3 separate regions of the Homo sapiens genome follow, and all the other regions are linked to region 3. A link is a contact called in ENCODE Hi-C data. All regions are on one chromosome and are shown on one strand. The core of a region is the stretch at or near the end of the contact, and the rest is flanking DNA. Distances in the headings are between cores, read along the strand shown.

Evidence for each region. A loop is a pair of places that touch in the nucleus more often than their neighbours do. Pooled maps may share reads with other maps.
Region 1: a loop to region 3 is called in a map with no recorded cell type, with 4 times the contacts of the local background. The contact joins two enhancer-like sites. A Hi-C loop is called at or near these places in 2 of 37 single-sample maps with no recorded cell type and 2 of 50 pooled maps.
Region 2: a loop to region 3 is called in a pooled map, with 11 times the contacts of the local background. The contact joins two enhancer-like sites. A Hi-C loop is called at or near these places in 4 of 37 single-sample maps with no recorded cell type and 8 of 50 pooled maps.

What each region holds. Positions count from the first base shown.
Region 1 is chr2:144,378,583-144,381,282 of GRCh38, reverse strand. No RefSeq gene overlaps it. Among named protein-coding and RNA genes, the nearest start is that of QTMAN, 47 kb to the right of the region's middle. Within about 2 kb of position 1,287, at least 9 of the 41 ENCODE cell types and tissues checked have a DNase peak (open chromatin) inside an H3K27ac peak, as active enhancers do.
Region 2 is chr2:144,323,353-144,326,052 of GRCh38, reverse strand. The region is part of intron 1 of QTMAN (queuosine-tRNA mannosyltransferase); the gene reads left to right. Among named protein-coding and RNA genes, the nearest start is that of QTMAN, 7.8 kb to the left of the region's middle. RefSeq lists a silencer at 1,951-2,000. Within about 2 kb of position 1,257, at least 6 of the 41 ENCODE cell types and tissues checked have a DNase peak (open chromatin) inside an H3K27ac peak, as active enhancers do.
Region 3 is chr2:143,704,075-143,706,774 of GRCh38, reverse strand. All of the region lies in intron 13 of ARHGAP15 (Rho GTPase activating protein 15), which reads right to left. The region is part of intron 4 of ARHGAP15-AS1 (ARHGAP15 antisense RNA 1); the gene reads left to right. Among named protein-coding and RNA genes, the nearest start is that of ARHGAP15-AS1, 71 kb to the left of the region's middle. Within about 2 kb of position 1,259, at least 3 of the 41 ENCODE cell types and tissues checked have a DNase peak (open chromatin) inside an H3K27ac peak, as active enhancers do.

The sequences.
Region 1 (2,700 bases), core at 38-2,537, 670 kb before region 3:
GGACTAATGTGGAAGTCTCAACCATGTTCCCTTCTGTACCCTGCTGCTTCCTCTATTTAAACACAAAATGACACCTTTCTCTCAATAATATGTATATTAGTGAGTGATACTATATGAGAAGCACTTTGCATGTCCTGGGGATACAGCGGTGAATAGACAATATCCTCACCTTCAGGGATGTACATTCTAGTGGGGAAAGTAGAAAACAGAACCATTTTATGGATCACTTCAGATAGTGCTGTTTTGTTGCAGGTAAAAGAAGGTGATGTGATTGTAAATGAGATGGAAGTAGCGGACAGTCAGCTGGGGGTGGGTGCAGATCCACAAAAGCCCTTGAGGGCAGTGGTGATTGACTTGAGCCTGAAGGTTGTAAAGAGGTCAGCCATGGGAAGATTGTGCAGTGAGAGTTCCAGAAGAAGAAACAGCAGGTGCAAATACATGAGGCTGGAATGAGTTTGGCTTTTTTGGAGAATAAAAAGAAGGCCAGCCTAACAAAGCATGGTAGACAAGGGAGAAGGGTGGAAGATGATGTCAGAGAAGTAGAGAAAACAGTTCCCAGGTCATGGGAAGGGTTTATAGTGTGATCTAGTACTTAGGACCAACTCCACGGAATTCAGAGGATCTGGAGGAATAGAACCTCTTAGGTCCTTTGATCCAATGTCATGTTTCCATAGGCGAGAAAACAGTTTATAAATCTATGAGGTTCGCTCCGTGGGAGCCCGAGGCCTCCTGAGTTATTCTTCTCAGTGACTTGTCCAGAAATGAGCACAGCAACCTGTTTGTGGCCTATTCATAATTACCTCCCCTATAAAAAGAACAGTAACATGACATTCTATGCCCTTCTGATTTTAGAATGAGAGGAATCTCATTTTTCAGACTCACGCAAGACCACCTGCCTTGTGTCTGGTCACAGGCAGATCCGTCAGCCTGGAAAACAGAAATTGTTTGGCTCAAAGAAAGTTTGTATTTTGGAAACGAAAGCACTAGATACAGCAAACAGGACGCCACGGTGGTACGTTACCCTGGAAGCACCTTCCCCAATCAACATGTCCCAGCACTATCCCCGCAGTTGCCAGTTTGCTCCAAACAGCTGTGCTAGAATCAGGCATGAGCAAGAGCCTCGGCCATTTCCCCTTCCTCTGAACTCCTAAAAAATACAAAAACTCACAGAGCTGAGAGAGAAGCCAATAAGAAGTAAGGAACATGCAGCAGGTGGTACCATCTGTGCCCGGCTAATTCCAGCCAAAACAATCTGCTCCCTAGAGTTCCCAGTTGTGGAGAAGGGAAGAGAATCTGACAGCGGCGGAGCCAGGGGAGGGGGTGTGGGAGGGCAAGTGCCGAGGCTATTATTCTAACACTCAGCCAGTTGGAGGAAGTAGATTATTGATGCCAGTGTACTATTATCTCTCTCCTTTTCTCTTTACAACCACGGTGGGAGATTCCTCCAAAGTCTCGCTAAGCTGGCAAGTCTCAGAACCCACACCTGTGAGACAGACACGCAGGCATCACTGTGAGTCTGTCACCACTGAGGTGGGAGGGACAAACATTCTCCAGCAAGACTGGGAAGCACAGCCCACCCCAAAACGAAAAAAAACAAGAGGGAGGAAGATTATGTTTATTTTATTTTATTTTCCTAGCAACTGAATTCCCTTCCACGCTCGTGTTCACTCTTTGAAAATTATCCACTGTTTAAAATGGGCTTATAGTCCACATGCTTTCTCCCCAGGTTGGCATTTTCTGAAATAAAATTCTTTCGCTTGATGGACTTCTTTGTGAGGGACAAATCTCCTCCCGTAGTGCACTTAAAATCATGAAATGAATCAATGCGAGCAATTCAAAGATAGATCAAATTGTCTGTAGCAATAACTTTTCCTTAAAAGAGTAATAGATAGACAGGGCCCATCCTTTTCCCAGATTGAGGAGACAGCCATGATTACAGGGTCACAGACAGACCTATGTACTGAAAAAGAAAATGTTACCCAATGCAAAATTTCCACCAGCATCTTGAGGTTAAAGTGCTATCTCCATATAGTCATCTGTCAAATGCAAATACCTGGGAGGGGTGATATTTGCCTATTATCACCTATTATCATCTTCCCTTGGCTTAATTTATCAATTCTATAGCTGAGAGTTGAACCCTGAGGGAGTGGAGCATAAGCAAGTTTGCTTTTATCAGATGAAGAGAAAGGAAGGTCTGAATTTCAGATACTGTCCCAGAAAATGGTGCACTCAGAGGTCCCTGAAAAAATAAAGAGATAGAAACATTCAGGAATGAAAGACAGGTAGAGGTGGAGGGAAAAATGGGAAAGAAGGGGGGATGGTGATCTTAACCCTCTGTTTGGACTGACTTCTGTGCTCCACCAAAATATATGTTGAAGTTCTAACCCCTGATATCTGTGACATGACTTATCTGGAAATAGGGTTTTTGAAGATGTAATCAAGTTAATATGAGGTCATTAGGGTGGGCCCTAATCCAATATGACGGATGTCCTTATGAGAGGGAAATTTGGACACGGATATGCACAGGGAGATGGCCATGTGAAGACAGAGGCAGAAATTAGAGTGATTCATCTGCACACCAAAGAAGGCCAAGGATTGCCAGCTGTTACCAGAAGCTAGGAGTGAAAAACGGGACACATTCTTCCTCAGGTCCCCTGGAAGAAACTGTCCCCCGGAAGAAACTAACACCTTGATTTTGGA
Region 2 (2,700 bases), core at 8-2,507, 620 kb before region 3:
AAAGGCCTTTAAATGCCTGCTCATAAAGAAGACAGACCTCTGATTTTGTTCTCTATACAATCCCAGTTATTGTTTTGAGGCAAGTCATCAAACTCTTTAGTAGTCTAAACCTTTAATTTGGTTTCAGAACAGTAGTCATGTATTGAACACCCAAATTACCATGTCTGTAACAAGTAATGCAAACACTCCGTATTAAAAATGCAATGACTGCAACTGTTTTTGTAAAATTTCTTGTGCTAATTTTTTAAAGAGGACTTTTGAATTAAGTTTCTCATGAAGGCCAAAATCTTATACTTTTAATGGTAGTGGAGTGTGTGTATATGTGTAGAGGCGAGGGGGTGGTAATTTTTGCAGTGGTATTTTTAAGTGGACAGTTTACTAATTATGTTGAGGTAAACACTTTACAACTCTAAAAGGAAAACTTCAATTATCTGAATGAAATGAGGTACATGAAATTAATTCAGATAAGTGGGGGAATCTTTGGTGTAAATGATGCATGTCAAGGTACATGACCTCAATCTTGATTTTTTTTTTTTCCTTTTTTCTTTTTCTATATATCTGTTAGCTGCTTACGAGATTGTGATTCTTTTAGGTCATGTTAGGAATCATTGATGGGGGAGGCAAAGTTGCTCTATAGTTTTGTTTTTTCTTTGCTACACAGGAATCCAGAGTGTGGTATTCTGTGACGAGTATAATTGCTCATCTCTCCCCTGCACTGCCTGCTGTTTTAGGTGGTACACCACAGCCTTCCATTTTGTCACCTTCCTGTCAAAAGTGTGTGTGACTCCTTAAGAATACAAGTTGTTTGAAATTAAAGCCACACTCCTCTGTCCAATCTCAAGATGTTTATAATTCCTAAAAGTTGAGTTACAGCAGGTTATAAAAGATATGGGATTGAGGTAGATGAACCGTGATTCCTTCTCTGTCCTCCTTTGGGTTTAAATATTAAGCAGCTATCTTGTAGTGTAGGCCCTTAAAATAGAAACAAAGGGTTGGGGCATGATGCCTAGCCTTTATAGATCCTAACTTGAAATGAAAATTTTATGGATTGATTAGAGTTTTAGGAGAATGATTATCTGCTGCAAATTACTAAGGTTTGCAGCATTCCTGGGCTCCTGGCATCTGAAAGCTATTGTATAATCTGTGGAGAGCCTGTTAGGTGTGATGACGTTTGTCTTCTAGGCTTTTTTTTTTTTTTTAAATGGAAGCAAGCATGTCTCAGCCACAGAGATGTGTACTGACACCTTATAAGTGAATTTACTTTTTTCTTTACTCAAAGCACCTGAAAACATGGCTCTTTATTTTCAGTGTGCACCAGCTTCCTTTTCACCTCTTGGTCTTTAAGATACAAGGTGATTCATATCTTGATTACCTTGGGTAGGTGGGTATGATATCAGCAAGCTCTGTGTCCGGACCTTGTGAGCAATTCCTAGGTCATTGCCTGAGGCCTTCTTAAATATATGCAGGTAATGTGACTGCAGATTTTGGGTTTCACAGTCAGTCCAGATTGATTTTGACTCTGGGCCATTTATGAGCAGCAAGCCTTTGCGGGGAGTTAGTAACTGCTCCGAGTTTCAGTTTTCTCCTATCTGATGGGGGGGATTAGTCTTTTTTAGTGTTATCTTTTTTTTAGTAACTTAGTTGTATTAATCTGTTGTCGTATTCAAATGGTGTGAATTAATGAACTATCTAGAGCATATCATTTTAAAAGGAAGTAGGTTTTGTACTATTTAAAGACAGAGGTAATCAAATTAGTAAAAATCTTTCCAAATAGAGGTCTTACTCAATTGACTTTAAAACTGTATAAGACTCTTGTAGTTATCAGTTTATTTATATACAAATAATACACTCCTGCGTGGTATAGCAAGGCAGAGTATGTATTGTATTCTGTAGTCAGACAGACTTGTATTGGATGATTCATCACTTTCCACTTCGGTAACCTTGGGCAGGATACTTTACCTATTTGATTCAAAGTTTTAGTCTGTAAAACTACTAATGAAGATTTAAAGAATAGAGATGTAAAGAACAATAAAGGGTAATAAGGACAATAAAAAGGTGGTTGTGAAGACTTAAGAGGAAGGTATGCAAAATGCTTGGTTATGCCTGAACCCAATAAATACTGATAGTTGCTGTTGTGACCTTGGACAAGTAACTTCACCTTTCTTCATCACAGGTTTCCTTATCTGTAGCATAAGTATACAGCTAACTAATAGGTTTAGGGTGAGGATTAAATGAGATAATACATGTAAGTGCTCACTAAATATTAATTGCTGTTGTTATATAAACAAATTAGACCAATTTTTGAGTTCAAGAATTCATACACATATTTAGTATATTTATTATATGGGGGATATTCACTGTGGATTTGGGGATGGTGACTTATTCATAGCTTTTAGTGTTTCCTTAAGATAACAGTTCACAAATTGTGGCGTACAAATCCCTAGGGATCACTGAGACCCTTTCAGGAGTGTCCATGAGGTAAAAACCATTATCATAGTAACGCTAACTTTTTGCCTTTTCTACTGCTTTGACATTTGCCCTGCTGTTGTAAAAGCAATGATCGATGAAACTAAGCATTCTAGAAATTAAATGGCAGTAAGACCCAACTGTACCTAGTAATCATGGTATTCTTCACAGCTGTGCATTCACAGAAAAAAAGAAAAAGCCACTTTCACTTAAGAATGTCCTTGAAGAAGTGAT
Region 3 (2,700 bases), core at 10-2,509:
GCTTATTCCGAATTCCTGGTCTTAAGCTATGATAGCAGATGCATAGAACTTGACCCTGAGTTTGATTAAGAATGAAGACTCTGGACTCTGAGACTAGTCAGCCTGTGCAGCCATTGTGCAACCTTATGCTTAATATAATCACAATCCTTTAAAAATTCTGGCTTTTGTGGATAGGATTTGCATTTACCTTCTAGTCCAACTGTGCCGCATTAAGCTTTCCCAGTTGATAGCTGATCTGCTTTGAGGAGTGCATTTAACTCAGAGCTCTGCAAAAATGGAGTGCTTTTCTGTTGACTGTAGAGTACGTAGGTCAAGTGGAATTTTTGGCACTTCATTACATTCCCTGACCCTCACTAAACAAACTTCAAAATATATATATTTGCAACAATTTGGAATAAACACTACATACAAGGGTTGACGATAGATTTTCTGAAGAACTACCAAATGCATTAAGACTAAGGAAAACATTCTAATGATTCTTTCAAACACGAATATATTTAAATTCCTGTTAAACAATCTTCTTATTTAGTCTTCTCAGGCTTTGATGACACGCCACGATTGGCTGTTTATCAAAAACTTAGCAAAAAAATGCTTAACAAGATATAATTGTGTGCACACACTCGTGCATAATTAAACCCAGTTTATAAATTGGTACAGGGTGAAATATAGTCATACCACCCAAGAAAGGTTGGTGGCTAGCAAACAACACTTCTTCCCATGTATAATAATCAATCTTAAAATGTGAATACTGTGAAGTGATATAATAATCTGATCTTAAATCTTAATTTAAAACATCTATTTCCATCTCTATTGAACTAAATGAAAGTTCTGACAAGATTAGGAAATTAACTGGGATGTAAAAAACAGGATCAGGCATTAATTGTTAAAACTGGGATTATGTGGCCTGGACATGGACGATCGTCATCCTTTGAAGGTTTTTAACTAGATAGATTCTCTTCTGTGTGTTTTATTTATTTTATTTGAAGGAGGATTTAGCTGACTCTTAGTTTCTTTATTTTATAGCTATTTCTTCAGTTGAAAAAAAAGGGAATAATTGGGACAGAGTAACGGATATTTCTCAAGAACTTTAAGACAAGGTATTGCATAGCATTAAAGGGTATACTTTTCCATTTGTTTTATGACTTTGTCCAGTTAAAGTTACTGAGATAAGCACTCCAGTATTTACTTGTAACTTGAAACCGCTTTCATGGTGTGTCTGGATCCTAAGGGAAAAGAATTAACATTTGAGGAATGCTTACCTTGTGCCAGGCGTTTTATATGCATTATCTCATTTAATTCTCATAACCACAAGATATGGTTGATAGTATTTAATCCGATTTTACTTGCCTGAGATCATAATGGGAGTAAAGCATAGAGCAAGGATTTGACTCTAGGTCTCTCTTTCTATTTCTTTAAAGCCCAAGATCCTTTCACTAAACCACATTGGATTTCTCACCGTAGCCAGTATGTGGGAGTGACAAGAAGGAACACTCTAATAGTAAGAGATTTTCTGAACTTTAAGATAAAGTTCCCCTTTTGAGAGTAAAATAAGACAGAAAATGATGAGTCAGATTAAAACATGTTCCCTAACGCAATGAACTGGTTTAGCAAGTTATGGACTGTGTATACCATGAAATACTATTGACATCATTAGAAATAATAAGATAAGTCTGTTTAATGAAATAGAAGTCTGTATATGAGTTACAAAATAGTTGTATAATAATATGTGCAATATGATGTACTTTAACATTAGAAGCAACCATACACACATATGTTTGCATGTGTTTAGGAACAGGTCAGGAAGGATACATACAAAAATGTTAGTTACTTCTGTTCAGCAGGCTAAGAGTGGTAGGCAGATTTCAGTTTTTAAATGTAAATGCATCACTGTTGCTTAATTTTGGGGGGTGCAATTGCATGTATTACATTCACAATGAAAAATCATGTAATAGATTAGTTGAATAATCTGTAGGAATGACTCATCCCAAATTATGAGTGATTGAGGTGTTTAAGGAGATTTAATCTCACAAAAGCAAAACTGCTCAATCTATTTGAACCTCTGTCAGGCTTCAATTTTACTATGCATATATCATGAAAGCTAAAACCTCATAACTTGCGTTGCACTCTGCCTTATCTGAAGAAGGTGTTAACAGAAGGCAAATGAGTAACAGTCATTTCAGACTTAACATGTCCAAAATAGAGCTCTCAAACCTGCTTTTCCTACTCAACTTGTTCCTCTCTGCAGTTTTACCCATCTCTGCGATACTATCGCTTCTTCACTTGCCCAAGTTGAAACCCAAAATTTGCACACTTGATTTCTCCTTTCCTTTCCCAATGGTATCCCAACCAGCAGCAAGTCCAGCCTGATCCATCTCCACAATATCTCTACCCATTTCTCTCTGAGGGCTCCACTCAAGCCACCAATATCTCCTGCCTGTACTACTGTGGTTGTCTGCCATTAGGTCTTCCTCTCTTCACCTTTGCAATGCATTCTCCACTTAGCAGCCAGATCAATCTTTTACACTCCCTCAATTGTAGCATTCTTCAGTGGTTCTTCCTTGAATTTAGAATAGAATCCAAATCTCTCACTGTGGACCACAAGAACCTATGTGATCTGATGCTAGTGTGATACTTGGGACTTCAGCTCCTGATCCCATCTTGCCTCCACATTTGGGCCTAGCAGTTCGGGTTTAATTTCTG